2 separate regions of the Homo sapiens genome follow, and region 2 is linked to region 1. The links are chromatin contacts, found by Hi-C or POLR2A ChIA-PET in ENCODE. All regions are on one chromosome and are shown on one strand. The core of a region is the stretch at or near the end of the contact, and the rest is flanking DNA. Distances in the headings are between cores, read along the strand shown.

What was found. A loop is a pair of places that touch in the nucleus more often than their neighbours do. ChIA-PET counts read pairs that join two places held with the same protein, here RNA polymerase II (POLR2A). Pooled maps may share reads with other maps.
Region 2: a pooled map shows a loop between it and region 1 (3-fold over the local background). The contact joins the enhancer-like site here to the promoter of INTS2 in region 1. A Hi-C loop is called at or near these places in 1 of 168 maps with a recorded cell type or tissue (endothelial cell of umbilical vein) and 4 of 50 pooled maps. POLR2A ChIA-PET finds 5 or more read pairs at or near these places in 1 of 52 experiments (PC-3).

The regions. Positions count from the first base shown.
Region 1 is chr17:61,925,636-61,930,675 of GRCh38, reverse strand. INTS2 (integrator complex subunit 2) reads left to right here and starts at 2,694. Exons shown (of 25, transcript NM_001351695.2): 1 at 2,694-3,022; 2 at 4,014-4,324. The coding sequence starts at 4,032. RefSeq lists a silencer at 2,564-2,663.
Region 2 is chr17:62,169,302-62,173,696 of GRCh38, reverse strand. No RefSeq gene overlaps it. Among named protein-coding and RNA genes, the nearest start is that of MED13, 110 kb to the right of the region's middle. Within about 2 kb of position 2,421, at least 4 of the 41 ENCODE cell types and tissues checked have a DNase peak (open chromatin) inside an H3K27ac peak, as active enhancers do.

The sequences.
Region 1 (5,040 bases), core at 1,445-3,944:
AGGAGTTTGAGACCAGCCTGGCCAACATGGTGAAACCCTGTCTCTACTAAAAATACAAAAAATTAGCCAGGCATGGTGGCAGGCACCTGTAATCCCACCTACTCAGGAGGCTGAGGCAGGAGAATCGCTTGACCCTGGGAGGCGGAGGTTGCAGTGAGCCAAGATCGCACCACTGCACTCCAGCCTGGGTGACACAGCGAGACTCTGTCTCAAAAAAAAAAAAAAAAAAATTAGCCAAGTGTGGTGGTGCACACCTATTGTCCCAGCTACTCAGGAGGCTGAGGTGGGAGGATTGCTTCAGCTTGGGAGGCAGAGGTTGTAGTGAGCCGAGATCGTGCCACTGCACTCCAGCTTGGGCAACAGAACGAGACTCTGTCTCAAAAAAAAAAAAGTTTTATTGGCAAACATTACAATGTTTCAATGATTATAAAGATTTTTGCTAAATTAATACAAGGGGGAGAGATTAGAGTCTAGGATGACTTTTAGGTTTCTGGCTTGAGCAACTCAAGGTCAAGTTGGTGAACTGGAAGAAAAGGAGAGGGGGACTTGGAGGAAGTGTCAGCACTCATTATGTGACACTGCAGCCATCTCATTCAGTGATTTTTCTGTTTCTCCATAGATCAAGATGGAGATACTGAATCTGCATGATGTTTCTCCATTAGTGAACAGAGGATCATAATTAGAGTTGGAAAGGATCTTTAAAATCACTTAGTTCATACCCACATCTTCCTCTCATTCGTCCCTCAAACCAATGTTTGCACTGCCTTCACACTTTTCCTGTGAAATGACCATCCATGGAGATGAAATTGCTTACCCTCTCTCAGTTTCCACAATTGCAAAAGGCGAATATTACCTACGTCACAAGATTGAATCAGATAATATATATAAAGCATTTATTACAGTGCCTAGCAAGTGTTCAATAAATAAATCCCAAATATTAGCTTAAAAATGCTAGGACAGTACAGTGTGCAACCCATTAATAGAGTGTGAAATCAGTTTTAGTGTGCAGTGACCAGCAGTTTTTTAAAGAGAAGTAGAAACATGTAGTGTGTGTGTTATTATACGAAATATTTGTTTCCATGTAAATGTGGGTTTATATGTTATATATTTATATGTTTATATAGCATATAAATTTATACACTTACACTTATTTTTGTATGTGGATATATACATATGTTTTTTCTGGGTCACAATGTGAAATGTATTATTGTGGGTCAGGTGGAAAAAATTTTCAGAAGCATTGCAACACACAATTCTTTTCTTCCTTTGCTGATCTATGTTGAAAGTCATATATATATATATATTTTTGAGATGGAGTCTGGCTCTGTTGCCCAGGCTGGAGTGCGGTGGCATGATCTCTGCTCACTGAAACATCTGCCTCCTAGGTTCAAGTGATTTTCCTGTCTCAGCCTCCGAAGTAGCTGGGACTACAGGTGCTCCATCACCACGCTGGGGTAATTTTTTTTTTTTTTTTTTTTTTTTGAGACGGAGTTTCGCTCTTATTGCCTAGGCTGGAGTGCAATGGCACGATCTCAGCTCACCACAACCTCCGCCTCCCAGGTTCAAGCAATGCTCCCGCCTCAGCCTCCCAAGTAGCTGAGATTACAGGCGCACACCACCACGCCTGGCTAATTTTTGCATTTTTAGTAGAGGCGGAGTTTCACCATGTTGGTCAGGCTGGTCTCGAACTCCTGGCCTCGTGATCTGCCTGCCTCGGCCTCCCAAAGTGCTAGGATTACAGGCATGAGCCATCGTGCTCGGCCTAATTTTTATATTTTTTGTAGAGTTGGGGTTTAGTCATGTTGCGTCAGGCTGGTCTCGAACTCCTGACCTCAGGTGATCCGCCCGCCTCGGCTTCCCAAAGCGCTGGGATTACAGGCATGAGACACCACGCCCGGCTCTGACTTTATTTTTAAAGAGGTTATAAAGTGCTATATCTTTGTAAAATATTTTTATTTCCAGCTCCTAGCACAATATCTGGTAAATAGAAGTTGCCAAATAAACGTTGATCGAACTAGGAACAATAAATAGTATGAAGACATATGGACTAGCGGTTCTTCATATATAGACTAGTGGTTCTTTTCTGAGTGATCAGACTTCCTTTGAGAAGTTGTTGAAAGTTTTGGACCCTCTTCCCAGAAGAAGTGCCGAGCACTCAGTTCTGAACGGATTCCAGAGAATTCCTGAATCCCCGTGCATTGCCTCTCTAAGGTTCTATGGGTCCCCCAAGTTAAGAACCTGAAAGGAAGGTGTTTAACTTCTGACAGCGGAGGTGTGAGGTCAAGAGCGGAAGAAAGTTTGGGGTTAGATCACTTTTAAAATTCTCCCACAAATCCTGGGATTCTAGAATTTTGGTTCTGGGAAGGCACAGGCAAAGATTTAAAGAGTACAGTTTGGTACCACTAGTGTCAAAGAATAGTGGGAACGATTTTAACACACGTTATGCCATTTGAATGCCATGGCAATCCTGTGATGATGAAATTTAAGTTCTGAGGGGCTCAGTGGCTTGCTTGTCTAAAAGGAAGGAGCTGGTAGGCTCTGGAAATCAGAGCCTACCAGAATCACATTTCTAAATTTTTGGCGAACAAGTAGGGCAGGGCAAATAAAGTGGAGAAAGGGGCGGGGCCGCGCACGCGCACAGTTGCATTGGCGCCGACGTCTCTGCCTTTCCTCTCGCAGCCACCCTTCCTCTCAGACCAGTACGGTGGCCGACGGGAGTCAGACGCTGGGGATGAATGAAGGTGCTGGGTGCAGGTTGAAAAAGTCTCCCGCTTTTCCGTTCCTACAGTCCCGGTTCTGCCTTTGTGTGGTGCCCCCATCCTTCCCACTTTGTATCGACAACCCGGTTGGTCCCGGCGTCTGAGTTCTTGGTGTCCGAGTCGACTCGAGGCACAACTAGGGTTTGGGGTTCCGGATATCGCCTAGGCCCAACATCGGACCGCGCTCTCGATTTCTGCCGCGTCCCGCCTCTAGGACGCGGAGTCCGTGTGCGGTTCCGTGAGGCTGGAGGGTAGATCTTAAGGTATGAAGCGTCCGCTTCTCTGGCCTCAGCGCGTTCCTAGGTCCGTGTCGGAGCCTGGCCAGACTTTGCTCAGCCTGAGGGACTTATTGGTTCTAGTTGCGCCCGGGGCGAGACGGAGGAGCACGCAGGTCTTGGCTCCTCTGCTCCAGTCAGCCCGCCCCTCTGTTAAAAGAGCAGCCCCTCCCTGAAAGCAAAGCAGTTTTTACCCACGACTTTTACCCACGCTGCTGCTAGTCGGTCGGCCTTGAGAGGGGACTGCTTTGGCTGCCAGCTCACTGCCTTTTTGTTTACTTTTTGTGCCTTGGATGATTCCTGGAGACAGAGAAGTGCGCTAATGAGACGCGTCTTTCTCACATAGCACCCACACATCTGCTTTTTACCCGGTAACACAGGGGACATAGGATAGTGTTGTGGCCTCCAGAGCCTTGAATCTGGCATTGGTTCTGCCCAGTGATTTGCTAGTTTTTCCACCGACTCATGGAGGGTGAGAAAGAGAAGCCCAATAGTTCTTGATGTATATCGGGGTAGGCATGTGAAACTATCGGGGTATGAAAGAAAGCACTTAACTATGACCATTCACTTTTGTTTACATTTTGTGGAGCTCATGTGACTGATATAGTGGAGAAAGTCTTGGACTGGGATTTTAGTAGATGAGGATTCAGCCTTGGATTGTGCCTCTAACTAGTAATACTATTTTGGGCGTGTTACTTCATCTCTCTGGGCTTCATATTCCTTCTTTGTAAAATATGAGTATTAGAGCAGAAGATTCCTGAGGCTGGAAGAGACATTAATATACTCTGTTTTCTTTCCCATTTCCCAGGTGACAGTATAAACCTAGGGAGACAGAGAAGCCTTGTCTTGATTGTGCCAGGAACATTGCCAACATAGGGACCTATTAAAGATACACCACATTTTTCAGGGTTTTTAGAAAGTTGGGTGTTCATACATGTGAAAGTTAAACTCCTACTTTCATTTGTATTTTTACCATTAGGATCAACAAACAGTAATAATGACTGAATGTACAAGTCTTCAGTTTGTCAGCCCTTTTGCTTTTGAGGCAATGCAGAAGGTGGATGTTGTTTGCCTGGCATCTTTAAGTGATCCAGAATTAAGACTTCTTCTGCCCTGTTTGGTACGGATGGCACTTTGTGCACCTGCTGACCAGAGCCAAAGCTGGGCTCAGGATAAGAAACTCATCCTTCGCCTTCTTTCTGGAGTGGAAGCTGTCAACTCCATTGTTGCATTGTTGTCCGTGGACTTTCATGCTTTAGAACAAGATGCCAGCAAAGAACAGCAGCTTAGGTAATGTTATGTTATATTATATGTGGATTTGGATTTGACAAAGAACAGGGAATCAGATATTTTTTAGAGCTCTCCAGAAAAGAGAGAATGAGAATCTAAATTCTGGAGAGCATTTTACTTAGGTCTTTTCTGTATATAGTTACAGTTCCAGAATCTTTTGACTTCCATGTTATAAAATGTTATCTAGAGAAATATGGCAATGTGCTGTTGTATGTGGGCTAAACTCATTAGGCCAATTACTTTCAGTGGGAAGTAGGTAGGGTAACTTCCCCTAGATTAGAGGGATTTATTGGAATCACTTGGGAGGCTTTTTTTTTTCTTTTTTGAGACAGAGTTTCGCTCTTGTTGCCCAGGCTGGAGTGCAATGGCGTGATCTTGGCTCACTGCAACCTCAGCCTCCCAGGTTCAAGCGATCCTCCTGCCTCAGCCTCCCGAGTAGCTGGGATTACAGGCACCTGCCACCATGCCCGGCTAATTTTTTGTATTTTTAGTAGAGATGGGGTTTCATCATGTTGGCCAGGCTGGTCTCCAACTCCTGGCCTCAGGTGATCCACCTGCCTTGGCCTCCCAAAGTGCTGGGATTACAAGTGTGAGCCACTGGGCCCAGCCTCTTGGGAGGCTTTTAAAGCTTAGATATTCCCAAAGATTCTGGGCAGGTGCTATGTCCTTCCCTGCCCATTGTGAATCTAGTAGCAAGCCACCATCAGTGGAAGTGA
Region 2 (4,395 bases), core at 1,172-3,671, 240 kb before region 1:
GCTGGGATTACAGGCGTGGGCCACCACATCTGGCTAACAATGATGTTTTATAACTATGACTATGGATGAATTAGAGGGAAGGGAGTTGAGAGAAGAAAGATGGGTAGATGAGGAGATAGAGAAATAGGGAGATCATTTTGAAATTATCACAATATTCCAGAGATTAGAAGCCAAGATTGATGACACATAAAATTGAATGAAAAGCTTCCAGGTTAATGATGGCAGATCAGTTGGGCTTGATGTACCTTCCCTTAATTTCTTTTGAAAAATGCCTGAAGAAGCCTGGGCGGGTTGGCTCACGCCTGTAATCCCAGCACTTTGGGAGGCTGAGGCGGGCGGATCATATGAGGTCAGGAGTTCGAGACCAGCCTCAACATGGAGAAACCCCGTCTCTACTGAAAATACAAAAAATTAGCCGGACGTGGTGGTGCATGCCTGTAATCCCAACTACTCAGGAGGCTGAGGCAGGAGAATTGCTTGAACCTGGGAGGCGGAGGTCGGTGAGCCGAGATCGTGCCATTGCACTCCAGCCTGGGCAACAACAGCGAAACTCTGTCTCAAAAAAAAAAAAAAATCCTAAAGAAACAAAAAAAAATTGTAAAGATATACACACAAAAAAACAAATCGGCATTGATACTGCAAATTGAAAAATGAAGACTACATGCCAAAATTTTAGGTTCTTTTTCCGGATTGCATCATGATTTGGTTGGACTGAGAAACTCCCAATGATTCTCTTTTGAACCTGTGTCCAAGAATAGAGGAAATATTGACTCATCCTCGCCATCTTACCCGTTATCTTCCTTTACCCCAAGAGGAAGAGGCTGTACTGGCCAGAAAAGCAGAAAGTTATCTCCCAAACACAGAATGACCCTTCTCTAGGGTGACTATTAGGATGGGGGGTGCTGGGGAAGTTGTAGGGGGAAAGAAATGGTCAAAGAGGACATTAGCCATAATTCTTTTGTTTGTTTGTTTTTTGAGATGGGAGTCTCGTTCTGTCGCCTAGGCTGGAGTGCAGTAGCGTGATCTCAGCTCACTGCAACCTTCACCTCCCAGGTTTAAGCGATCCTCCTGCCTCAGCCTCCCAAGTAGCTGGGACTACAAGCGCGTACCACCACAGCCAGCCAATTTTTGTATTTTTAGTAGAAATGGGGTTTCACCCTATTGGCCACAAACTCCTGACCTTGTGATCTGCGTGCCTCAGCCTTCCAAAGTGTTGGGATTATAGGTGTGAGCCACTGTGCCGGGCCCATTAGCCATAATTCTAATGCTTACTTTTTTACGATGAGAATGTATTTCAATGTTGCTTTAAAAATTATTTTATTTTTTGAGACAGGATCTCACTGTGTCACCAAAGCTGGAGTGCAGTGGTGTGATCATGGCTCATTGTAACCTTGCACTCCTGGGCTCAAGTGATCCTCCTGCCTCAGTGTCACAAGTAGCTGGGACTACAGGTGTGTGCCACCATACCCAACTAATTTTTTTTTTTTTTGAGGCAGGGTCTCACTGTGTTGACCAGGCTGGAGTGCAGTGGCATGATAAAGGCTCAATGCAGCCTCAAACTCCTGAGTTCAAATGATCCTCCCACTTCAGCCTCCCATAGTATTGAGATTACAGGTGTGAGCCACTACGCCCGGCGGACATTACTCATTTAATTAAAGATATCATTGGGAAAAACAAAGCTCACAAGTACCTGTGTAGACTTTACTACATTTTTCCACTAACCTTTAGCTTTATTGATCACTTAATAATCTTTGCCCGGGTTTCTTGCCATGCTAGAATGGAATACTCTTTTGTAACTCATCTTAAATCCTTGTCTTAGAGTAATGTCCATCTAAGGTTCACGTAGAACTTCAAGATATTTTCATATAGGACTTCAAAGTTCAGGACTTCAAGGTATTTTGCCACCAAAATCTCTGCTCTGGCGTCCCCTGTCACAGCTACTGCCCATGAGGTGACCCTGTCTGTGCCACGTAATAGGGTGTCCTGCCTCAGGTTTCACTTCTTGTTTCTCCCTTCCTTCCTCACAGCTGACACAACAGGAGAGCTCTTTCTGGTCCTCTCCTGGGTATCTCCACACAAGCAGTGCCTGAGGGAAAGGCAGCACTTCAGACAAGCATCCAGCTACCCAGCTACTGGCTCTCACACTGCATAAAATCACCCCATTAGGCCAGGAGCAGTGGCTCACACCTATAATCCCACCACTTTGGGAGGCCAAGGTGGGTGGATCACCTGAGGTCAGGAGCTCGAGACCAGCCTGACCAGCATGGAGAAACCCCATCTCAATTGAAACCAGGAGGCAGAGGTTGTAGTGAGCCAAGATCACGCCATTGCACTCTAGCCTGGGCAGCAAGAGCGAAACTCCATCTCAAAAAAAAAAAAAAAATCACCCCATTAGTCATCAGGAATCTGCCTCTGAGACAGCAAGTTACAAAATCCCCATTTAAACCAGAAACTGTTTTCTTTTTTTTTCTTTTTTTTCTTTTTTGAGACTGAATCTCGCTCTGTCGTCCAGGCTGGAGTGCAGTGGCATGATCTCGGCTCACTGCAATCTCCGCCTCCCGGGTTCAAGCAATTCTCCTGCCTCAGCCTCCTGAGTAGCTGGGACTACAGGCGCACACTGCCATGCCCGGCTAATTTTTTGTATTTTAGTAGAGACAGTGTTTCACCGGGTTGCCCAGGCTGGTCGTGAACTCCTGAGCTCAGGCAATCCACCCGCCTCGGCCTCCCAAAGTGCTGGGATTACAGGCTTGAGCCACCGTGCCCGGCCCAGAAACTCTTTTCTAAAAGGGCCAACATCTCTAGCAGAATAAATATTATCTATAAGCCCAAAACAGGATTTCAGAACAGAATCATATGATGTATTTTTATTACCGCTAAGACGAAAACAAAAAGAGATGGGTTTAGATTTGATAAAAGGAGGAAACTTCTCAAAATATAGATTTTATATATTAAAACAGCTTACTAGAGATTGCCTTCTTTGGGGATCTTTAAACATAGGATAGACAATCGTTCTCTTGAACGATCTGGCTGCAGACCTGCTTGGAAGCCAGAACCAAAATAAATGCTTTTCTGAGGTCCCCTCTGGTTTGTCTAATCTACAACTTGTGACAACCCTTGTCCCCACCCACAGCCTTTATCCCAGGTCATCATGACACGGCAGAGACGTGGCAGTTGATGGGGAAGTGAATGATGCTGGTGACATTTGGGATGACTTTACCATGGGAATTGTGAAGAAATGATTACAGTGCTTTGTCAGTCCACCAACTGAGCAGTTAATGAAAGCAGGCAGCATAGTACAGTCCTCCAGTTATTTCTAAAATTTTGATTAATTGGTCGATCCATTCTTGAACAAACTAAGGAAAATAGTTACCCCACCCCCGAAGAAATAGAGTGAAGCTGTAATTCCAGTCTGAAGGTGATATTGATCAGAAAACAACAAAGATGTTCTTTTCTTCACACTCCTGCATGATGTCCAACTCTTATTCAAAGTCTAATACTGTGACATTTTTTCAAAGTCTTTTTGCCTATGGTATACGTATATTGGAAATTCCATGGGATACATGTGACCACCATAAATCTCATGACATGAATCAGTTTTGCAAGAAATATACCTTTTTCCATTTTTCCAAGACTTAATTTCTCTTTTGCACTCGAAGAGTGTCATTCTGCTACGTGGCAGATATCAAATATTAGTCAGTTTAGGGTTCCCACTGCTCTTTTCCTCTGAGATCTGGGGACTTACCTAGTGGCACAGCATCAGGGTGGGGACAGGTAGTGTCTTGCCGTTGTTCATCAGACCATGCTGGCATCTGCCAACATGTACCACGTCCTATCTGATTCTTCTGTCTTTGGCCCAGGTGGCTATTTTTATTTTATTTTATTATTTATTTATATTTATTTAGTTAGTTATCTCTGAGACAGAGTCTCACTCTGTCACCCAGGCTGGAGTGCAGTGGTGCAGTCTCAGTTCACTGCAATCTCCACCTCCCAGATTCAAGTGATTCTCCTGCCTCAGCCTCCCAAGTAGCTGGGATTACAGGTGTGTGCCACCACGTCCAGCTAATTTTTGTATTTTTAGTAGAGACTGAGTTTCACCATGTTGGCCAGGCTGGTCTTGAACTCCTGGCCTCAAGTGATCCACCTGCCTTGGCCTCCCAAAGTGCTGGAATTACAGGCGTGAGCCACCACACCTGGCCTATTTTATTTTATTTTTATCCTCCTGCCTCAGCCTCCCAAGTACTTTTTTTGGCCTCTTCTAACTGCAAAGCCTCTCTTGATACACTCTTTTTCCCTACTTTCATGGTTCCCTCATCATTCCTGGACTGCAGAAAACTAGGTGGGGTGCATAAGTTCTTGCTCCAGGTCTGTGTTACTCTCAGGTGTGTGGAAAATGTT